2 separate regions of the Homo sapiens genome follow, and region 2 is linked to region 1. The links are chromatin loops, found by intact Hi-C in ENCODE. Cell type or tissue: GM12878. All regions are shown on one strand. Each heading gives the region's core, and the rest is flanking DNA. Links, peaks and the distances in the headings are about the cores only. Region 1 has its middle 50 kb from the start of PROKR1. Region 2 overlaps APLF (aprataxin and PNKP like factor).

Region 1 (12,569 bases), core at 1,657-9,656:
GATTCTGGATATTAGCCCTTTGTCAGATGAGTAGATTGCAAAAATTTTCCCCCATTCTGTAGGTTTCCTGTTCACTCTGATGGTTGTTTCTTTTGCTGTGCAGAAGCCCTTTAGTTTAATTAGATCCTATTTGTCAATTTTGGCTTTCATTGCCATTGCTTTTGGTGTTTTAGACATGAAGTTCTTGCCCATGCCTATGTCCTGAAAGGTATTGCCTAGGTTTTCTTCTAGGGTTTTTATGGTTTTAGGTCTATCATTTAAGTCTTTAATCCATCTTGAATTTATTTTTGTATAAGGTGTAAGGAAGGGATCCAGTTTTTCCCAGCACCATTTGTTAAACAGGGAATCCTTTTCCCATTTCTTGTTTTTGTCAGATTTGTCAAAGATCAGATAGTTGTAGATGTGTGGTATTATTTCTGAGGGCTCTGTTCTGTTCCATTGGTCTATATCTATGTTTTGGTAAGAGTACCATGCTGTTTTGGTTACTGTAGCCTTGTAGTATAGTTTGAAGTCAGGTAGTGTGATGCCTCCAGCTTTGTTCTTTTGGCTTAGGATTGACTTGGCAATGCAGGCTCTTTGTTGGTTCCATATGAACTTTAAAGTTGTTTTTTCCAATTCTGTGAAGAAAGTCATTGGTAGCTTGATGGGGATGGCATTGAATCTACAAATTACCTTGGGCAGTATGGCCATTTTCACGATATTGATTCTTCCTATCCATGAGCATGGAATGTTCTTCCATTTGTTTGTGTCCTTTTATTTTGTTGTGCAGTGGTTTGTAGTTCTCCTTGAAGAGGTCCTTCACATCCCTTGTAAGTTGGATTCCTAGGTATTTTATTCTCTTTGAAGCAATTGTGAATGGGAGTTCACTCATTATTTGGCTCTCTGTTTTTCTGTTATTTGTATATAAAAATGCTTGTGATTCTTGCACATTGATCTTGTATCCTGAGACTTTGCTGAAGTTGCTTATCAGCTTAAGGAGATTTTGGGTTGAGACAATGGGGTTTTCTAGATATAGAATCATGTCATCTGCAAACAGGGAAAATTTGACTTCCTCTTTTCCTAATTGAATACCCTTTATTTCTTTCTCCTGCCTGATTGCCCTGGCCAGAACTTCCAACACTATGTTGAATAGGAGTGGTGAGAGAGGGCATCCCTGTCTTGTGTCAGTTTTCAAAGGGAATGCTTCCAGTTTTTGCCCATTCAGTATGATATTGGCTGTGGGTTTGTTATAAATAGCTCTTATTATTTTTAGATACATCCCATCAATACCTATTTTATTGAGAGTTTTTAGCATGAAGGGCTGTTGAATTTTGTCAAAATTCAACATCTTTTCTGCATCTATTGAGATAATCATGTGGTTTTTGTCTCTGGTTCTGTTTATATGCTGGATTACGTTTATTGATTTGTGTATGTTGAACCAGCCTTGCATCCCAGGGCTGAAGCCCACTTGATCATGGTGGATAAGCTTTTGGATGTGCTACTGGATTCGATTTGCCAGTATTTTATTGAGAATTTTTCCATCGATATTCATCAGGGATATTGGTCTAAAATTCTCTTTTTTGTTGTGTCTCTGCCAGGCTTTGGTATCAGGATGATGCTGGCCTCATAAAATGAGTTAGGGAGGATTCCCTCTTTTTCTGTTGATTGGAATAGTTTCAGAAGGAATGGTACCAGCTCCACCTTATACCTCTGGTAGAATTTGGCTGTGAATCCATCTGGTCCTGGACTTTTTTGGTTGGTAAGCTATTAATTATTGCCTCAATTTCAGAGCCTATTATTGGTCTATTCAGGATTCAACTTCTTCCTGGTTTAGTCTTGGGAGGGTGTATGTGTCGAGGAACTTATCCATTTCTTCTAGATTTTCTAGTTTATTTGCGTAGAGGTGTTTATAGTATTCTCTCATGGTAGTTTGTATTTCTGTGGGATCAGTGGTGATATCCCCTTTATCATTTTTTATTGTGTCTATTTGATTCTTCTCTCTTTTCTTCTTTATTAGTCTTGCTAGTGGTCTATCAATTTTGTTGATCTTTTCAAAAAACCAGCTCCTGGATTCACTGATTTTTTGAAGGGTTTTTTTGTGTCTCTATCTCCTTCAGTTCTTCTCTGATCTTAGTTATTTCTTGCCTTCTGCTAGCTTTTGAATGTGTTTGCTCTTGCTTCTCTAGTTCTTTTAATTGTGATGTTAGGGTGTCAATTTTAGATCTTTCCTGCTTCCTCTTGTGGACATTTAGTGCTATAAATTTCCCTCTAAGCACTGCTTTAAATGTGTCCCAGAGATTCTGGCATGTTGTGTCTTTGTTCTCGTTGGTTTCAAAGAACATCTTTATTTCTGCCTTCATTTCATTATGTACCCAGTAGTCATTCAGGAGCAGGTTGTTCAGTTTCCATGTAGTTGAGCGGTTTTGAGTGAGTTTTTTAATCCTGAGTTCTAGTTTGATTGCACTGTGGTCAGAGAGACAGTTTTTTACAATTTCTGTTCTTTTACATTTGCTGAGGAGTGCTTTACTTCCAACTATGTGGTCAATTTTGGAATAAGTGAGGTGTGGTCTTGAGAAGAATGTATGTTCTGTTGATTTGGGGTGGAGAGTTCTGTAGATGTCTATTAGGTCCGCTTGGTGCAGAGCTGAGTTTAATTCCTAGATATCCTTGTTAACTTTCTGTCTCGTTGATCTGTCTAATGTTGACAGTGGGATGTTAAAGTCTCCCATTATTATTGTGTGGGAGTCTAAGTCTCTTTGTAGGTCTCTAAGGACTTGCTTTATGAATCTGGGTGCTCCTGTATTGGGTGCATATATATTTAGGATAGTTAGCTCTTCTTGTTGAATTGATCCCTTTACCATTATGTAATGGCCTTCTTTGTCTCTTTTGATCTTTGTTGGTTTAAAGTCTGTTTTATTAGAGACTAGGATTGCAACCCCTGCCTTTTTTTGTTTTCCATTCGCTTGGTAGATCTTCCTCCATCCCTTTATTTTGAGCCGAATAGGGCTATGATTTTTATAACATCTGAAACTCTGCTAAAAGACTCCAAAAGCTTATACAGACAACTTATATTTGATGTGTCTGTTATGTAAAAACATTTCTTAAGAAAAAATATTCTGAATACAGGTAAAAGACAGTACCTCTGAAAATGTTGGGGTTGACATATTGTTTCATTTCAATATAAAACAAAATAGATTTGGGAATAGCCTCCATTTAGAATAATTTTCTTTAAGCTTACTGGGTACTTCAATATCTATACTGAGAGTATTTTCTCCATTAACGATATTATGTTCTGCAGAGAAGAAACAAATGAAGGCATAAACAATTTCAAATTCATTAACCATAAATGACAACTGTGAACAAGACTTCAGATAATTTTATGAAAAAATTAAAAATTAGATCATATTTTAAAAAATACATTCTTTAGTAAAATACTACTGTCACAGAATTAGAGACAAATATGGTTAAGAAACTGATTCAAGTACAAGAATATGTATGAAGAATAAATATTCTGCTTGTATTATTTTTTTAAATTTAAAAACATAATGAAATTTTAAATTTGGGCTAATTATAGACACAGATGTATTTATATTTTTAAAAGGATTTCATTTTTGAAAAATGATTTGAATAAAACTATTTTGCAGGTCTGCTAATACAACAAAAAAAAATTTGTTGTTTAATAAATAAGTATTTTAAAAGCATTTTAAAAGATTTTAGTGTTCTCTTTCATTTTCAGAAGTGTTCCAATGTGGTGTTGAATTATAGTCACCCTCACTGTACATAACATATCTGGACATCCCTAAACATAGGCTAAACATAGGCTCATCCTTACTTGTCCTTAGACTCAGAAATTTCATTTAAAGATGAGGCTGCCTCCCATAGGCAGCTGTATTCTTGAAGGCTACACCCTCCACTAACATGGGAGGACTGGAGAAAATCCAAGCTAGGTACCAACCAGACAAAGAAAGAACCCCAGCATGTTCTGCAATAGCCAAACTGATCCTGATAAGGAAGGGAAATTTTCTCCCAAGCAATTGATTCTCTTTGAAAGATTTGAGAAAAGGGTGCTGGGATTTCAAAGAAGAGGGCAACCTGCAGAGCCCACAAAGTAAGGGAAAGAAAGGTCACAAAGAGGACTTTGGATACACAAGAAAATAACAGCTGCATTACTCACAGTAGCAAAGACATGGAATCAACCCAAATGCCCATCAATAATAGACTGGATAAAGAAAATGTGGTATATATACACCACGGAATACTATGCAGCCATAAAAAAGAATGAGATCATGTTCTTTGCAGGGACATGGATGGAGCTGGAAGCTGTTATCCTCAGCAAACTAATGCAGGAACAGAAACCAAACACCACATGTTCTCACTTATAAGTAGGAGCTGAATGATGAGAACACATGGACACATGGGGTGGGTGGGGAACGACACAGGCTGAGGCCTGTCAAGAGGGAGAGCATCAGGAAGAACAGCTAATGGGTGCTGGGCTTAATACCTAGGTGATGGGTTGATCTGTGCAGCAAACCACCATGGCACACGTTTACCTATGTAACAAACCTGCATATCCCGCACATGTACCCTGGAACTGAAAATAGAAGTTGATAAATAAAAATAAATAAATGCTGATAACTTGGAAAAAAAGAGAAAAAGAAAATAACAGCTGCAGTTACATGTATCTAGTGCCACCACACCATGTGCTAAGCACTTGATGGACACATTACATACATATTTTCTCCTCATCCTTTCAACACTTCTACAAGATGGGTGTGTTATCCCCATTTTCCAGATAAAAATCTGAAGCTCACCCAGGTCTGGGAGCTCTTTGCTGCTACACCACCCTGTCTGCCCCGGTAGAGGGCGATGGAGAGCATATACAAAAACAAAAAGAAAACAAAACAAAAAGCATGTAAGTAAAGAAAGGCAAGTAAATCAAGGTTACAACTGGAGAAAACGATTTGTTCTTATAAGCAAGAATGACTAAAGACCTTAACAGACTATGAAAAACCTAGATGTTCAAAATAAATTGGCTTTGGATACACTTGAGAACAGTGGGCTGCCAGAGCCCTTATTAAGTCTACCAGAAACAAAAATGCCCTCTTTTGGGTGAAACATGTGCAGGGAGCCAAAGCTGGATATTAATTACCGAGTGACTTCAACTACCAGCCACCCTCTAGAAGTCCGCTGTGAAGTGGAATGTAAAATAACACAGGTAATCACAGACACAGGTTGCTGGAAATGATGCAAACACATTATTCTCCCCAAATTAAAACACTCTACTCATGTCCAGAGCTTGAAAATTTGTTTCCCAGTAAAGGTCAAGAAAAGCAAACATTGCTTGAATTTAATTATTAAGCCAGCTGTCAGTCACTGGCAGTGACACAAGCAGGAAGACATTTCAAGGCAGGAAATCAGCTGCAGTTAGCATGACAGGGTCCTTGCATCTTTAATCAGGAACTCCTCTGTCAGAATATTTTATTTATCACTGAAAGAATAATGCCAAGTTGGCATCTATTTTATTCCCTTACTGTATCTTTTTTCTTTTTTAAATAGCAAATCTAGCAAACAAGACCTTAGTTTACTAAGATTCGATGGATTTCAGTAGGGCTGATAACTGTATTAATTTGCATTAACTGTCCATATTCTAAAGTAGTGCCCTGAAGCAAGATCGAAACATGAGATACCAATGGCAATTCATTTTGCTTATAAGTTTAGGCATGAGAGTGACTGGTCCAGACAGAAGAACTGGTTCTATCCCCTGAATCCGCCACTACCAACTAGCAGTGGCTTCAAAAATTATAGGGGTGTGTGGGTAGAAACCAAGATTGGTAGATGGGAAGGAAGGGAGTACTTGGATTGATACAGAGTGAATGAGGAAGAGGCCTCAAACATCTGCCATTGCCTCTAGAACAACCACTGCAACTAATTTTTCCTCTGTAACTTTGGTGAATTCACATAAACTCTTGAATCTTTAATTTACCAGTTGCGAAACAGGAATAGGATACTCAAAAAGGAAGTTACTAATAATGGTCTGAAGGTGGTGGTGGCTATGAGTGGTTATGAGTGATTTTTATATTGTTCTTTCTGCTTGTCTGTTTTCTCTGGTTTTTCCAAAATAGAATTTAAAGCATGTTATAAAATTTAAATATTCTATGATTTTTATACATCAAAGTTTCCTTAAGATTGAGTTAAGGACTAGCTACTGATGAATTTTTTGATGAAAAATCCATGTTTACACATGGGTTTATAGTAGAGGAAGGAATTCATCATTGACTCAAATTATAGTCAACATTCGTCTACGGTCAACACTGCTTCTCAATGAATTCTAAAGCTTCTTCCAGCAGGAAAATTAAATGATTATGATATCTTTACTACTTTCTTCCAATACATATTTTCCAGTGACCATGATGGTACAGAAATACCATCAGGGCTTACTGTCTGACACGGGGTTAATGAGCAATATAGAAAAGTTCATCAATTCAGGAAACTACCTAAAGGTCATGATTAATTACATTTTCAATAGCCTTTAATTTTTTTCAGGATAACGATGGTCATAAAGAAAAAATGATTTTTAAATTATATTGAATTAAATTAAAATGATATAACTAAAAACAGAAAACAAAGATGCAAATGTATACTTAATACCAAAGAAAGTCTTATTTTTAAGTTTCTATCTCTCCTTTAGACACATATCAGCATATGTAATGACACATTTCATTAACATGCATGTACAATCTTCATCATTTCCACTTGGAGTTCTTTTTAAGCTTTTTAATAATTTGAGTGCTATTAATGGTTATGATAGAAATGTTTATGCTTCCCATGTATGGATTTATTATTCAGCTGACATGGGCTTGGATTTTGTTGGTTATAGTGTAACTCACTTTCTCTTCTAGAATATTCATTTTCTCAAAGTCACAAGATATACATTTAGTTTAGTAGAACAAATATTTACAGATAATCAGACATGTATATAGCACTGGGCTAGGTATTATGTGAGAAAAAGAGAACACAGCCCATTCCCTCAAGAAAAGTAGACCATCGGTGACACTTCTAACATGACCACTTCTTCCCTATTGAGACAGGGCTGTCAGCTAGAAGTTAGGGAGCCCTGAAGAGCTCTAGATGTCCTTGGTAATACTTCCTCTTCCCTGCCTTCAGGATGCCCCAAGCCTTGGCTGCCCACGGACAAATCCAGGTTGGAAGCTGCAATGAGAGCTCAGTACCCTGTATCACAACTTATCCCAACATGCTGTCACCCGTTTGCTTCAGTCACCACCAGGATCCAAGATGCCAGTTCACTTATTCCTCATCTATTATCTTATACCTGTGTGTTCAACAGGTATACAAATATGACTCAGTTTCTCACTCCTTCACAACCCTAAACTCTTGACCTTTGTAACTCACAGCCTGTCATTTGCAAAATCCCCTAAATGCTCACCTCTTCTCTGAACATTCCCATGATCTAGCCCTACACAATCTGGCTCCTGCCTACTTCTACCAGAGGAAGCCCTCTCCCACCCCTCCTCTCCACCTTGATCCTTCTACCATAAGCACTCTAGTTTTCCTGCTGTTTCTGGAACTCCCCAGGCTCCTTCCTGCCCGTGGCCTTTGTACTTGTCAGCTCCGTTTGGTATACTCTCTTCCTACACCTTCTCCTGGCCACTGCCTTGTTCACTCAGGTCTGTATTCACACATCACTCCTCAGGGAGGCCTTTCCTGACCACGGATCTAAAACAGCCACCACCCCTCACACCTATCGCAAGCTCCCACCCCACCATTCTCTATGCTTTTCCCCTGCTTTATTTCTATAGCACTTATTACACCTATCGTAGTCTCTATTTTGTTGGTGTATTTCCTGTTATCTCATTATACTATAAACTCCATTTGGGAAAGAACGTTGTCTCATTCATCTCTGCATCTTCTATGCCAAGAACAATGTCTGTGGCAGTTCCAGCTGCTCAACAAGTATGTGTTGAATGAATGAGTGAATGAGTATTTCAGAATTTTCAGAATGCCCCAGAAAAAAATTCATGGTTATATAAGTTTTAGAAACAGTAGATATATAAACCCAGTTTTAAAGACTCACAGGACACATTTGCTTATGCAAGGCTATGTCAAGTCTCAAAGCAACAAACCCATTTAATTCCGCATTTCAAAATTAATTTCATCATGGTACCCTTTTTAAGCCTCACCTATAAATATCTATAGAATCAGAATTCCATTTGGGAAAGATTGCTGTTGGCAACTGAAATCTGTTGAGGATACTTTAGAGGAGAATGACATCTCTTGACCTCTGGACAATCCCCTACTTCCTTCCCTTTCTTCCATCTCCAATTTCCTAATTTCTTTTATAGGCCAGAACAGAACCCACTCTCAGGAGTCTGGGCACTGGGAATCTGGGGCTCACTTAAGAGAAAGTCTCTCTGTTGGTGGACACTCAAGAGACTCTGTTACCCAAAGAGCTACACTGAGGTGAGCAATGTGTCACCCAAGCTTATCTCACATGGGTGACAGGAACCTCCAGTACAGCAGTATCCAGCCTTGCCCCAGTTCCAGCCTCCTCCAACATAAAACTCCCTTCCTCATGGTAAGATATGAGGGTTGGAGGCCATTGTTAGGAGAGTGAGGGTAAATCCCCTTGCCTCTTCAACTTGCTACTTTTTACCATTTTTACATGTATCCTGGGAGTTAGGTTTAAAGGCTTAATTAGATTCAGGTTAACATTTTTGGCAAGGGTGGAGTCAGCTCCTTCTTTGGGCGAACTCTGATGGAAGTTATCTGTGATCTGCCCCTCGGTGGGACCTGGCTGCACTCTCTTTTCCACGTCACCTCCATTGAGTATCAGGTCTGACTTGGGCTCAGAAGCTGAGTCTGGTGGCCTCATGTATTCATTGCCTGTTACATATAAACTGAAGTTCACAGCATTCTCTGTCTCCTTGGTATGCTGTAGGCATGGGCTACAGTTAATTTTATTTTCTCTTTACCAATTAAAACGATGCTTTCCCCAAATAAAGCATATTATTATTTTAAAATTTATGGACCCTGTGAATTTTACAACTGACTTTCCCCCTTGTTTGGGAAGACTGAGAGCTGGATTTGCTCCTCTATAAACCAGTATATGAGCTATGCTTTTCTGTACATTCTTGTGAATTAACTTCATCCCTGGCTTAAGCTTTCTATTCTGCTTTTGTGTTCAATTCTCCATCTATTTCTTTTTCATCTTGTGTATTTCTGTAAGCTGCCTTGGTTCCTTAATGGAATGAGGCAGGAATGTAAATCCACAGAGCAGCAGAGTGTTTGTAGGCATAGGAAGATGCCGGCATGTGTTGACATACTTATTTGCCTATCTTGCAAAGTTTAATCATCAGAACTGAAGGTCATGAAGCACTGCACCATACTGGGTAATGACATGGCATTTCCATTGGCATTTAATGGTAAATTGCATTGCCTTTCACAGTACTAAAACTGTTGTTGTAGAAGAAAGAAATACTTTGGATTCTGGAAATTAAAGCAAATGGGAGAAATAATGTAAACCACCTTATCTATTGGAGGCCAAAGTTTCAAGCTTGTATTCTGGCTGGAACTCTCAGCCTAGTGCTACCCAAACCCATCTGACTTCCAGTCCTCAATTTGCTCTTCCTGAGAGGGAAGGTGGAATTCTTTAAGAATTGTGATCTTTCCCTGAACGTGTTTTAAAATTGAGGACGATGGAAAAGAAAAAATAAAATGAGTATCAGACACTTTGCAATTAGCTATTTAAGAGAAATACATCTTAAGTAAGGAGGAGCTAACGGAGTCTTTTGTAGCCTACACAGCTCTGAGCTGACTCCCAAGTTCAGCTTCAGGTATTATCAGGCTGTCGACAGGTCAAGAAAGAAGACATGAGAAGAGCTGGCCCCTGCGTATAGAGAACACTAGCCTTGTCTTCCATGCTCACTTGTCTCATCTGCTTGAGAACTTCATTTCTGCCTGTCTTTGGGCTGTTTACCCCATAAAAGCCCAACTTTGCTATTCTGAATCTTGGATCCTTGCCCAAGAGATTAGTTAATGCATTTGTGTACATGGCAGTGTTGAAAAACAAAAGTTGCCAGGCAGCAGAAAGACAACCAACCATCCTCCCACAAACATGACTTTAGATCTTGGTTTGAACAAATCAAGTAGTGTGATGTGGAACAAATTCATACACTAGAAGGAAGTTCCTGGATGGCCTGGATTTCTGTCACCCCAGTGCCTGGAGCAGAGCTTGGCACTAAGTGGGAGCTCAGTAAGTATTTATTTGTTGAACAAATGAGAGGATGCTAGGAGTTACATAGGCCAGTACAACTTCGTAGCATTGGTGTTTAATGGTCACAGATCACAAAGGCACAGATCATGTCCTGTGCTGAAAATGAGTTAACAAATTCAAACAGGCTGGAGCTGAGCTGTCCCCTATTGCCCAGAGCTCCCAAATACCAATTGTTTGCTTTCCTTCCTTTGCAGCATTGGGAGCCATTCAGTGACTTAGAAGACGATGTTAGAGTGTGAGAGGTCACACAAAGATATGAGGCTCCTGAGTGTTCAGCTGACAGCCCCACCCCACTGACCAGGACAAAGGTTGCCCCTCTCTGCTTCTACTGCCCCCTTTTTTTTTTTTTTTTTTGAATCGGGGTCTTGCTCTGTTGCTCAAGATGGAGTGAAGCAGCACAATCTTCTCTGCTCATGGCAACTTCCATCTTTTGGGTTCAAGTGATCCTCCTGTCTCAGCTTCCCAAATAGCTGGGATTAAAGCGGGCACCACCACACCCAGCTAACTTTCGTATTTTTAGTAGAGACGGGATTTCGCCATGTTGGTGAACAGGCTGGTCTTGAACTCCTGACCTCAAGTGATCCACCCGCCTCAGCCTCCCAAAATGCTGGAATTACAGGTGTAAGCCGCTGCACCCAGCCTGCTTCTACCCCATGTTCTGAGAGTTCTGCCTGTGGCTTCTCCTCTGCAAAGTTACCTCCAACCTTGTCTTCAGCCCTGTTTCTCCTGATGGAGCCAGTGTAGGAAGTGGTGGGTAGGCAGTGCGTCCTGCCTCCAGTCCCTGGGAAGGTCCCAGGCCGCTCTGCCTCTTCTGTCCCTCTCATGCTGTAGGAGCTGCCAAGGACAACCTTGAGGAAAGGCAAAGGCGTTCCTCAGCCTGCCAGGCGGTGTGACCTGTGTGGCCCTTGCTCTGCTTCCCAGCTTTGGTGTTGTTATTTCTTTACCTATAATGTGTGTTAAACCTAAAACTCCATTCCCAGCTGCTGCAGTTTAAAGCTATACTTAACTCTCTAATAATAAGCTAATATATGTTGGTGCAACACTTTGCACTCTGTGGTCCAAAGATCTGAAGAACATTTTTTTATTCCCCCCGAAAATGTGAAGAACATTTTTTTTTAGTCAGGATGCATTTACATAGCACCTGTGTAACAAAATAAGACTCATTACTTGGCAAAATGCCAGAATTTCATGTTACAGCGTTGTCAAACTTTTAAAAGACAAACATTAACTTTGCAACATTTCTGTCAGCCTGACTCCTTACTTACTAACTTTTGGAGAAAGGAAAAGAAAGATCATAACAAGCAATGACCAAAATTTGCTTAATTGACACCATAGTGTTCATTACATAGCTTAATCTTAATTTAAACTCTAGTGTAATAACTAAAAGTTGGTTTGTTTCTCCTTATGCTGTATGTAACAGACAGGACTGACTAGCTTAAGGAAAATATGAAGAGCTGCTGGGGTCGTTTGATGAAAGGAAGAGTTGACCAGCCAGAGAACCAGACAGCTCTGAGGCCTCAGCAATGGAGGCCTGGGGACCTGCTCTCCAGAGTGCTGTGGTAGAGAGCGCCTCTGATACGAGGCGCTCCTTGTCCCTGTCCTTATCTACTCAAAAAAAAAAAAAAAAAAACCCTAGAAAAAGCACCCGACTGGCCCTGCTAGCGTAAGGGGTCACCCCAAACCAGTTGCTGAGGTCAGAAGGGTAAGGTCATGTGCCTGGGCCGTGGCCCCTGGAGGCTCTCTTCTGTGCGCCGGCACTGTCCCCAGAGAAGGAATCAGCCAGTGAGGCAGCTCCCCAGGGTCTCCACCAAGGGAAACACAAATGTTCTTCTTTAAAATGAACCAAGTAGGTGGGGTGCGATGGCTCATGCCTGTAATCCCAGTACTTTGGGAGGCCAAGGGGGCAGGATCCCTTAATCCCAGGAGTTTGAGACCAGTCTAGGCAACACAGGGAAACCCCATGTCTACAAAAAAAAAAAAATTTTTTTTTAATTACCTGGACATGGTGGGGCATGCCTGTAGTCCCAGCTGCTTGGGAAGCTGAGGCGGGAGGATTGCTTGAGCCCAGGAATTTGAGACTGCAGTCAATGGTGATTGTACCATTGCCCTCTGGCTTAGGTGACAGAGCCAGACCCTGTCTTAAAAAATAATAATAATTAAATTAAATTAAAAAGAATAAAATGAACCAATGGTGGCTCCTGTTGGTGTAATGTCGTGTTGAGAGATGCAGGGAATGTCATTAACTCGACACTGTCACTCCAACAGGCTTGATCTCACTATTTCGTTAACACTTCTAAGG
Region 2 (12,569 bases), core at 2,289-10,288, 110 kb after region 1:
AGTTCAAAGAACCTGGGCTCTCATTCCCATTCTAGAATTTGCTGAGTATTTAAGATCAGACGTTCTCCAGAAGGCTATGACATTCTAAGTTGTCAAAAAAAGGTACTCGAAAAAGGATAAAAAAGAGCTACCTTTCTCCCATGTCTAAACATCACATTTATGGGAAAGTTTACAAAATTACACTAAATAATATTTAAAAGATCATAAACAGAGGTATAACTTAAATAAATCATTCCAAATTTTAGTTTTATATCTAGTGGTCATGAGGAATTTTTGCTCTAGCTTCTAGTATTATTTCTACTACAGTTTTGTGCTCAAAAGACACCTGTTAATGTCATACATAGTGGTTTTATGATCTGCGTACCATCTAATTAAAGACCCAGTAAAAGTGAAGAGTATTTTAAAAAGGAGCCTTTTTATAACTGAACACTGCTAAAATCTCACATAGAAATTTGGCTCAGTACATACTGGATAAAATTTAACTCAAGGTAAGATTTTCAACTAATAAAATCACCTTTAATTTGGGCATATTTATTTTACATTATTAGTACTCTTTTTTTGTTTGTTTTTTGAGGCGGAGTCTCGTTCTGTCGCCCAGGCTGGAGTGCAGTGGCACAATCTCGGCTCACTGCAAGCTCCGCCTCCCGGGTTCACGCCATTCTCCTGCCTCAGCCTCCAGAGTAGCTGGGACTACAGGCGCCCACCACCGTGCCCGGCTAATTTTTTGTATTTTTAGTAGAGACGGCGTTTCACCGTGTTAGCCAGGATGGTCTCGATCTCCTGACCTCGTGATCCACCCACCCCGGCCTCCCAAAGTGCTGGGATTACAGACGTGAGCCACCGCGCCCAGCCTTATTAGTACTCTTTTGAATAGCCACAAAAGTACAAAATATATCTGAATAATTTTCAGCCAAGTATAGACACAACTCCAACTAAGCACCTTTATTAAAGCCAATTTATAAAACATTTTAAAATATAAATGTCCTTGATTAACACTGAGAAAAAATGTAAATGTTTAAAATATTCATGCATTAGTAAATATGACGGTTTTCTAATCACCTATTTTTGATATAAAAAAATTTAATGCCATGTCAATTTTGTTATAAGAAGGGTTTCTTCTTATCATTGAGTAAACAAAGAGTGTAAAGAGAAAATCTGATATCTATTGAGTTGTCCACAATTCCACTGGTTAATTTGTTCACAAAATAAATGTGCTGACATGGACACAGTGGCAGAGCAGACACTGGAGACTCAGAAGGGTGGTAGTGTGAGAGGTGGGACAGGGTTGAGAAATTACCTAATGGGTACAATGTACACTATTCAGGTGACGGTTACACTAAAAGCTCAGATTTCACCATTTCACAATATAATCATGTAACAAAACTGCACTGCACTCCCTAAATCTATATAAATAAAAAATAATCATTTCTATATTTCAAGATCCCTCTATTCTTTCCTTTAATGTGCTTTAGTAACAACAAAAAAACTTATTTTAGGCCATGGTAGTTCATTGGCAGGGTATTAGAAATTGGGCACTAGAGAATAACATACTTTTGTAAAAATCTACCATGTTCCCACTCCTAGATATGCCATAGATAGTTCTCACCACAGCGTTTACTCATGCATTCAACAAATATTAATTAAATACCTACTATGTCTTAGGCACTATGCTAAACACTAGGGATACAAAGATTAGTCAGAGTTCCTACACTCAAGGGCCTTATGATCCAGTATGTCATCTCAGAAGAATAAGATAGCTGGAGAGGATACAGAGATGAATATCTAATGGTAAATACAGTGGCTCCTAAAGAAGTGTTGACTCCAGATATTAACACTTTTTCAAGACAATAAGATAATGCAGAATGAAGATGAGACATAAACTCTTTTAAAGATTATTTATTCAAGGTTGAGATAAGGTGAATACATTGAATAATTTTTTATTCAAAAAATTTCCAAGTACTAAAATTAAAAAGATGCTTTCCAAATTTGCAAACAGTTAAACATAGGATAATAAAAGCAAGTACTATCTGTGTAAAAGAAAGAACTAATGATTTAACAGGCAGTGGTATATAAAATATGAAAATACAAATTGGTTTTAAAAAGTTATAAATTAATGAATTCCATGAAATTTTACCACCATACGATCTAGTCTAAAATAAATGGACCCTTATGTACGTATTTCATTCTCTTACACAATAGACTCTGCAAATGAAAAGGAATAATCACATTGTATATTCTTGGAAACTGGCTGTCCCTGCATATCATCAGTGATTTCGCAGCAGTAAACTATAAAGCAAGCAATTAAAATTCGAGCCCTCAACAAAAACTTTCAAATTAAAATCATTTTTCAAACCTCGAAGTTGAACAAAGTCTAAGTTTTAGAAATATTCAACTCTATACAGAGTGATAGAGAATATGTTAAAATATAACCCTATAACATTTAAGTTACTTTGGTCACTACCCCAGCTCAAAAAACCAACCATTAATAGTTATGGGCTTTCTTATTATTTGGAGTATTCAATTTTAAACCAAATCATAATATATACATGAACTGGCAGTCATCTTTCATTGAAATTCTAATTAGGTAAATGTGGCATTGTCCTATGAGAAAATATGTAGTTTTCCTCACAGTTTAGATCTTTATCTCCTAATTATTTTCTGGCAATGAGAAGGGTATATTCTGACATTAATTCCCTATTCCCATAACCTTAGAAAATAGGCACCTCTGCTTGGGAACTGAAAGGGTAAGAGATGAAAGTTAAAATGAATCATTAATAACATATTTACCGGTTTGATTCGCAGCTGACCACCTGCCACCTCAAGAATGGCATGTCTTCTGGATACTCTCTTGTCTGTTATCTATACAGTAAAAAAATTAAAAGATTAAGAATAGCCACCTCCTTAAAAAGCAACAAAACAAAAAGGCAAACGAAACCCTTGGCGATGTTTCTGAAATCAGTAGACTAGATATGAAATATATCATTCATTCAACAACTGTATATTGAAATGATTGTCCTCATTTAACAAATAATGAGATTAAAAAAACCTGCCCAAAGTCATGGAAGAGTCAACAACAGAGCCTCAAGCCTAGAATCTAACGGATCCCAAAACCTTGCATGATAGTTTCCATTCATGACAGACATCTACTGGGGATTCTTACCAAGAAAATTCATAAAATACGAAAAGTCTGTATATAATATGTACTTACCAGAAAACATTTCAAATACAAGAAACATATAGTATGTCATGATGATAAAGGTTTTAAAAGGAAGAGATCCCATGCTCGAGGATCTGGTAAGTGTAAAAGGGTCTGACTATAGGCTTTGGGGTCAAAGAGACCCAGATCAGGCAGAACTGCATGCAAACTCTGGGGCCATCAGCAGCAGTTAAGAGTTCAGGAAGGCAAGAAGGGGAATAGTGAAAACCAAACATTTTCAGTAAGAAATAAATTAGCATTTTTTAAAAATATCTATTTGCTTCCTGTTTTGAGCCAACAGTGTTCTACTTAGGCTCACAATCATTTCCACATACCAAAGTTCAAAAATTGTTTGCATGTTAAATGCTGACAGTGCCAATCAAAGCTTTCCCTTTTCACTGTAAATACAATAGTTAAGATTGCCTTTTTTATTTGTGGTTGATTGATAGATAATGAAAACATGTTAAGCACCAACTTCAATAACACCATAACTACCTGACCCATCTCTTGGTAACCTTGATATTCAGCACTTGAATGTTGGCATTATCCGCATAAGGACCAAAATTATCAGTAAAAAATAGACCATACCAACACATAAACTCAATTAAACCTATTAGTTCCACAAAAAATGTGAAACTGCCAGGAGTCAGTACTCATTTTTTTAACCAGATAGCTGTTCCACACTTAAGGCTGTAACATATAGACAGTAATATCAAGCATCGGAATGAGTATCACATGAATGAATTTTTCACAATCTATTGTTAGCCACAATGGCTATCCAAGAAGTAAGTACAAACTAATAATCTATTGTTTCAGAAAAAAAGAGGCTAAAAATTTAAAGATTCCTTTCTTTTTCCCAGATTGTACCTTTTTTTTTATTATTATACTTTAAGTTTTAGGGTACATGTGCACAATGTGCAGGTTAGTTACATATGTATACATGTGCCATGCTGGTGTGCTGTACCCAATAACTCGTCATTTAGCATTAGGTATATCAGATTGTACCTTAGTAGGCTAAAAACAACAGCAGTTATCTGATGACTCATTGCATCATTTGCACAGAACTTTCACTTAAATGTTGTGATTCAACATAACATTGCCATAGCTATTATTAACACTTTACATAGAAATTGAAAGTCCAGAGAATTTAGGTAACTTGGGTAGGTCACTCTCCAAGTAGGCAGCACTCCAAATCCACACTCCTTTTAATAAAAATAGGTAATAGGCAGGGTGTGGTGGCTGCAATCCCAGCACTTTGGGAGGCTGAAGTGGGAAGACTCCTTGAGCCCAGGAATTCAAGACTAGCCTGGGCAACACAGTGAGACCCCCATCTCTACATAAAGTAAAAAATTAGCTGGACAGAGGGCATGTGCCTATAGTCCCAAATATTAATACTTGGGAGGCTGAGGTATGAAGATTGCTTGAACCCAGGAGGTCAAGGTTGCAATGAGCCATGATCGTGCCACTGCATGCCAGCCTGGGGGACACGGTGAGACCCTGCCTCAAAAAAAAAAAAAAAAAAAGATAATAAATGTAGAACACATTTATACATGACTGTACCTACATGTAATCATTCAAAAGTAATTTCAAAAAATGCGGCTGAGAGTAAGCAGTTCCTATTTCTGACTTGGGTACCAAAATCTCATTGTTACTTCCATACTACGAACCAATTTTCTAACCAACAGAGTAATAAGCTATCAAATATAAAACTATGGCATATAAAGCTGGTTCCTTTAACAGTCCATCTTAAATTTCTTTCTTTCCTTTTTTAAACTGTATTTTTTCAGGAAGCAATACATGAACTTTTCCTATCTCTGTCTTTCTTTGAAGTAAGCTTCACTGACACTACGAAGATAAAAGACATTTTAAGTAATATAAAAGTATAATGTGACCTCTAGTGGACACATAACTCCACAACAGTGTAATTTCATTACAAGCTATGTGTCTTTATAGAATACAAAAAGAATGCTATAAACAATCTTTGAAATTAACATCACTCAGACATTTATAGTGTTCCTTTTAAAGTAAAACCCTAAATAGTGAATACACAATAAAATAACCATTTGCACTTTCTCAATGGGAAGCATAAAGGTTTAATAAATTATCATTAAAACATTTTAATGTCACGATTGATATACGGAGAGGGGTGGGGAGCAAGTGACAAACAGATTATCCTAAAGATCTGATGATCTGCTTTATTTAACAGCCTATCACTGCTCCTTATACAGAGTGAATATCCAACACATTTTTATTATTTATTAATACATCAACTGTAATAACAATCAATTATCAACACCAAAGCACCATTCTAGACTTGTCATGTATCATCTTTTTCAGTCTTCACAAAATCTGTGAAGATACTATTATTATACTTCACTTCATAGGTGAGAAAATGGAAGTACAGAGAGTTTAAGCAACTACTCAGTTACACAACCAATAAGTAGTAGGGCCAGGATCTGAACCTAAGGAATCAGATTCCAGAACCATTCATGCTCTTAACGTTGTATTGCATCCCTCAATATCATTACATGAAACCTAAAGCAAAACCTGTTTTTAAGATGATTTACCCAGTTTAACTGTCAAACTAGAACACAGTAAAGAACTGGAAATAAGGCAGAAATGGCTATTTAATAACCAAATAGACATTCAGAGGAGATTCAGATCCTAAATAAAGCTCCAAGAGGCCCTCAGGCTTTCATTTGGTCCTGCTTATCTAATGGCATACCTAAGTCTAACAAGATATGTCATCCAAATTCTTAATTCTCTATTCATAAAGTGGATAGGATTTAGTAGACAGCACACTGACAACAGAAGAAAATGACTGATGTTGGTCTGCAAGTGGAAAGAGAAAGGCTACTAAAAAGCAAAGAAACCCAGGGACTCAAAAAGAATACACTGGTTAGAGGCCATTTAGGGTAGGACAAATGGCATAAATTACTTCAAAATATACTGAAGGCTTGCCCAAGTTTACTTACTGATTACCAAGAGTCACCAAGTTTAAATTAAAACTTCAACTGAAAGTCAGATATTTCACATCTTAGAAAGCCATAAAAAGTTAAATTGAAGAATTCCAATTTTTATAGAATAATTATAGTCACCTAAATTCTAATCACAACACACATTCTTCAAAGAAATCAACAAATAGAGCAAATAAAACTACCCATATCCCATCCCATATGTAATGTAAAACTAGGAGATGGAGATTACTAAAAACTTTAACTTACATGTAAGAGAGATGAGAAATGCCAGTTTCAGAAGATCAAGCCCCAGAACCTATGCTGGAGCAGAGAAAATCAGGTGGCAAATGACAGAAACAGAGGAGAGAGGGAGTGGGAATCTAGGGGTGCTGAAGCATAGGTATCACTCCCAAAAAAAATTAAGTCACACTTTTACTGGGAAATACTAAAAACACATTTCAGATCCAACATTGCAGAGGCCAAGCTAATAGAGAATCCAAAAGAGAGGCATAAAAATATGTGGAACCAGGTATAGCAAGCTCAGAAAAGGCACCACTTCTCAGGGAGAAGGAGGACACTTGGAAGAAAAAAATAAATCCAATAGTATAGATTTTGGCTTCAAAATACCATTCCCCACTGAAAGAAACCAGAGCTCTTTTGAGAAATGTCACATTCCAGGTCTGAAGCACAAAAAGTATAATGTGGACCTAGGATATCTTCTTGTGCCAGAGGACAAAGAAATGCTCAAAAATTGATGGGTGCATGTCAGAAGGACAGAGAAACCAGTGCAAAAAAACTCTGATTGACCAAATTTAGAACAATTCGAGCATCAAAATAGTGATAATACTGGAATACAGCAAATTGAATCCCAAAATAATCCATGATTCCATACAAATCTACGTAAAGTAAAAAATTAGTTGGACAGGGTGGCATGTGCCTATAGTCCCAAATATTAATACTTGGGAGGCTGAGGTAGGAAGATTGCTTGAGCCCAGGAGGTCAAGGTTGCAGTGAGCCATGATCGCGCCACTGCACTCCAGTCTGGGCGACAGGGTGAGACCCTGTCTCAAAAAAAAAAAAAAAAAAGAGATAATAAAAAAGATTCCATATGAATCATGGATTATTTTGTGATTCAGTGTGCTGTATTCCAGTATTATCAGAGGGTAAGGCTGGGAGAGATGCATTTCTTTATAAAAGAATGCCAGCTAAAGCAGAAAAAATGGTAGAACCAGAAAAATCACTATTTTCTAACTATCAATGTAAAAATTAAGTTAGGAACGGATAAAAGGATGTTTATTTCCCAACAAGAAAAAGGTCTGTTGGGAATAAATATTCATGAAGTCTCAGTATCACTCCACAGATTACTGACAAAGGAAATGGTAGATTAACTGCGAAATCTGGCAGATACCACCTTACCAAGGTGATTACACTTACCACATCACCACAGGAGGACAAACTGATAGATGTGCTTCCTAATGTGGTACTCTGAATAAACATCACCTACTTAATATTTTCAACAAAAATGTTTAATGTGAATCAAATTATGTGCAAACAATCGGAAAAACAAAAATTGTGGGACACTCTAGGAATAACTGGCCTGGACTCACAGAAGCACTGATGTCATTAAAGACAAAAGGCAAGAAAACCGTTCTAGATTAAATTAAAAAAAATTTAACTGGATCCTGATTTTTTTTAAAAAAATGCAAAAAGTGCATTATTGAAAACGATGTACAAAACCGAGTATGGGATATTAAAATTTATGGCACAGTTACACATTTCTAGAATATAATAACAGAATATAGCTATATAGAAATGTCCTTGTTCTTAGGTGACACATGTTGACATATTTAGTGAACTGCCATAATGCATGTATGTACTTTCAACTGTGTTCAGGAGAAAGAAAAAAATGTGCGCACACACACACACACACAGGCATATTACAGAAGAAAAATCAATACCTTATTTGATTAAATTGCTGTTTGTCAAATTTCTGTTACTTGTAGTCAAAAGCAACTGTGATTAATATACATTCCTCTAACAATTGTTGTATTTATTTTTTTTTTTAGAGATGGGATTTTGCCATTTTGGCCAGGCTGGTCTCAAACTCCTGGCTCCAAGTGATCTGCCCACCTGGGCCTCCCAAGGTGCTGGGATTACAGGCATGAGTCACTGTGCCTGGCCTTAAACTTTTTTTTTTTTTTTTTCAGACTAAGCTTCGCTCTGCTGCCCAGGCTGCAGTGCAATGGCACAATCTAGGCTCACTGTAAACTCTGCCTCCCAGGTTCAAGCTATTCTCCTGCCTCAGCCTCCCGGGTAGCTGGGATTACAGGCATGCGCCACCATGTCCGGCTAATTTTTTTTTTACATGTAGTAGAGACAGGGTTTCAACATGTTGGTCAGGCTGGTCTCGAATTCCTGACCTTGAATGATCCACCCACCTCTGCCTCCCAAAGTGCTGGGCTTACAGGTGTGAGCCACCGTGCCCAGCCCTAAACTGCATTCTTAATATTGTTTCTTGAATGTGAACAGGTCTCTCTATTCTTATACCACTTTTGTAGTGATACCATGTGGATCCCTTATATTTGACTTTCTGGTTTTAAATATTACTAGAATACTTCATCTACTATAATATACATACAGGTCCCTTCTCTAGTTTTAAGATATGAAGATTATACCAGAAGAAAAGATAAACACATGAAAACATAAAAGAACTCTTTATGATCTGTTACCAAATACTTATTTTTGGTATTTATTGAAGTCAAACAAAATGGAGATTTTCTTATGTGATGAGCAGAAATACTTAGATATTTTGTATCAAAGTCTGTGATCTGTTTGTTTGACTGCAATTCTCAAAATTCTAAAAACGAAAGAAACAACCCTGAATAAAGTAAAAGCAGAAAAGCTACTGGATCTTGAAATAGAATAGGGTGGTACCTTTCATTTCATTTTTTGTCTACATATAATATAGACAACACAAGTTAATTTTTTGTAAAATGCTTTTCTAGAGAAGTTTCTGAACATCATAGACAGGTATAATATATCGCATTAATTCAATGTTCTCATGTAACTTGGTTCCTGTACATATAAGAACAGAAAATAGTTCATTTTTCAGTATAAACTATATTACAAATTGTTTTTTAGTATAAACTGTATTACACAGGATATTATAGTACAAATATAGTACACAGGATGTATATTATAGTACAAATTATTTGTTTTTCAGTATAAACTATATTACACAGGAAAGGTTAAGATAATTATATAATACTTTATACTTTAATTTTATAAAAATTATCTTGTATGAATAAAATCAGAAAGATGGCTGACTAGAGGTGCCCAATGCGTGCCTTTGCCCCCCAAAAAGGGACCCAAACACAGAATCAACAACTACAATTCAACTGGATTGTCTGAGGGAAAGCACTGAAGTGCAGCAAGAGAGTGGCAAGATCCCTGTGGAGCACAAAAGCAGGATGAAAAGAGGTGCAAGGCACCCTGCCTCTGCTGTCCCATCTCCCCAGTGAGACTGGCTGGGAGCCAGGAGGGACTTCTTATGGGGTAATGGTAAGCACAGGGCCCCAGCCACAGAAACTTGCAGTCCTTACTACAGGAGAATCCCACAGTCCTTACAAGCCTTGAGCTGTTTGGAGAGCTACCTGGAATTTACAAAGCTACATTACTCCACAGTAGGAGCTCGTGTTATGCGCTCCCCACCCTTGCATGACCTAAGCTGCTACAGCATAGCATCTTCTTGAAACCAGAGCCACTGCTGGAGGGCGTCCTGCTCTGGGGGCCAATAGCCACTGTGTCTCTCTAGCTTTGAGGCTCTACCATCATTCCATAAAGACCACATGAAGGACTGTAATGCAATGACTCCAGTTACTGAGAGCCTGGGCCCAGGGACAGTCATGACTCTGGTACTGCATAGTGGGGAAGTCAACCCCAGGCTGGCCAAAACACCACATGCCTACACCTCCAGCTGCAGAAACAGCATAGCAGCCCACCCCTGGTACGCACTTCCCCAAGCTAGCCAAACCATTGTGAGCTCACACCCCAGCCAGAGAAACAGCAGACCACCCCCAGTGGGCATGCCACCAAACTGGCCTAATCATTGTGTGTCCATACCCCCAAATGAGGAAACAGTCTGGTGGAACCACCCTAGGCGGACATACTCCACAAGCCAGCCAAACTGTCCCACACCTGCACTCCTAGCTGGATAAACAGCCTGGTGGCTCTTTCCTCAGTAAGCCAGACCCTAAGCAGCCAAACCACAACATGTCTGCACCCTAAGTCTGATAAACAGCCCAGAGAGCCAGTCCCTGAGGTCTCTGCACACCAGCACCCTCAGCCTGAGAAGTAGCCTAGCAGCCCTGCCCTCAGTGACCCTGTCTCCAAGCCAGCTGACTCACTATGTGTACATGCATACCCCTGGCTCAACAACCAGCCTGGCGAGCCCATCTCTGGCAAAGTCACACCACCACTACCACCACACACTTCCACAGCCTAGGCCACTGAGGCACTTGCAAACATCACTAATATGGGTTACAGCTGAGGAAACTGCACAGAGACCATACAACTGTGCTCACTCAGAACCTAAGCCAATGTACTCTACCTGTCAGACACCATAAGACCCATCTAAAGGAATAGGTCTTTCCCTGTGAAAGCTACTGCATAAAATTAGAAGAGGCAACTATTCCACCAGATGAGCAGATATCAATATAGGGACATAAGAAACATGAAAAAAACATAACAACCCCAAAGGAACACATTAATTCTCCAATAGCAGACTCCACAAAAAAAAAAAGAAATTTATAAAATGCCAGAAAAAGAATTCAAAATAACTTTAAGAAAGTCAACAGGATAGAAGAGAATGCAGATAACCCAATTTACCAAAATCAGAAAAATAATTCATTATCTAAATGAGAAATTCAACAGAGAGAAACATCATAAAAAATAACCAAACAGAAATCTTACAGCTGAGGAATTCAGAGAATAAAATAAAAAATAAAATCAAGCCTTCACCAGACTATATCAAGCAGAAGAATTTCCGAACTTAAAGACAAGTCTTCTGAAATAACCCAAAGAAAAGAAAAAAGTATATACTAGAATGAAGAAAACCGATTGAATTTATGGGACAACATTAAGCGAACAAATATTCACATTATGAGAATTCCAGGAAAAGAAAATATGGAAAAGGCATAGAAAACCTATTTAATGAAATAATAGCTGAAAACCTCCCAAGCCTTGAGAGACAGAAGGATATCCAGATGCAGGAAGCGCAAAAGTTCTCAAATAAATTCAGCCCAAAAAGTTCCTCTCCAAGGCACTTATAGTCAAATTTTCAAAAGTCAAAGACAATGAGAAAATTCTACAAACAACAAGAAAAAATCATCAAGTCACATAAAAGGGAATGCCCATTAGACTAACAGCAGATTTCTCAGCAGAAACCTTACAGGCTGAGAAAATGGCATGATATGTTTAGTGCTGAAAGGAAAAAACAAACAAACAAACAAAAACAAAACAAAACAAAACAAAACTGCCAGCCCAGATGATACCCAGTAAAGCTATCCTTTAGAAATGAAGTTTTCCCAAACAAGCAAAAACTAAGGGAATTCCGTCACCACTCAACAAGCCCTACAAGAAATACTTAAAGGAATTACTACAAGGCTTCACTGCTGAATTCTACCAAACTTTTAAAAAAGACTAATACCAATTCTTCTCAACCTATTCCAAAAAATTAAAGGGAAAGGAACTATTACAAGTTCATTACATGAAGCCAGTATTACCCTGAAACCAAAACCAGACAAGGACACACAAACAAAAAGAAAATTACAAGTCAACATCCCTGATGAACATATAGATTCAAAAATCCTCAAAAAAATACTAGCAAACTGAATCCAAGAACACATTAAAAAGATTATACACCATGATCAAGTGAAATTTATCCCAGTGATGCAACAATGGTTCAAACATACACAAATCAATAAATGTGATATATCACATCAACAGAATTAAGGACAAAAACCATATGATCTCAAGAGATTCAGAAAAAATATTTGATATAATTCAGCATCCCTTCATGATAAACACTCAACAAATCAGGTATAGAAGAAACATACCTCAACACAATAAAGGGCATATGTGACAAACCCACAGCTAACATCATACAGAAAGGGGAAAAGATGAAACCTTTTCTTCTAAGAATTGGAACAAGCTAAGGATGCCCCACTATTACCACTCTTATTAAATATAGTACTATTAGTCCTAGCCAGAGCAATTAGGTAAGAAAAAAAAAACAGCCGGGCATGGTAGCTCACATCTGTAATCCCAGCACTTTGGGAGGCCAAGGTGGGTGGATCACAAGGTCAGGAGTTCAAGACCAGCCTGGCCAAGATGGTGAAACCTCATCTCCACAAAAA

What was found. Hi-C counts contacts between places; a loop is a spot of excess contacts. Peaks named below come from ENCODE experiments on the same cell type or tissue, not always from the same donor. Only the 100,000 strongest peaks of a DNase experiment are listed, where the experiment ranks them.
Region 2: a loop joins it to region 1, with 3 times the contacts of the local background. A loop is called at or near these places in 31 of 110 quality-filtered maps.

The regions. Positions count from the first base shown.
Region 1 is chr2:68,587,647-68,600,215 of GRCh38, reverse strand. No RefSeq gene overlaps it. Among named protein-coding and RNA genes, the nearest start is that of PROKR1, 50 kb to the left of the region's middle. In GM12878, for the core only: a CTCF peak has its summit at 4,838 (motif pointing right); a DNase peak (open chromatin) is centred at 4,875; H3K4me3 peaks cover 381 bases; H3K27ac peaks cover 306 bases.
Region 2 is chr2:68,480,480-68,493,048 of GRCh38, reverse strand. APLF (aprataxin and PNKP like factor) reads right to left here. Exons shown (of 10, transcript NM_173545.3): 2 at 2,788-2,859. Among named protein-coding and RNA genes, the nearest start is that of APLF, 19 kb to the right of the region's middle. In GM12878, for the core only: no CTCF peak of the experiment used is centred there; no DNase peak of the experiment used is centred there.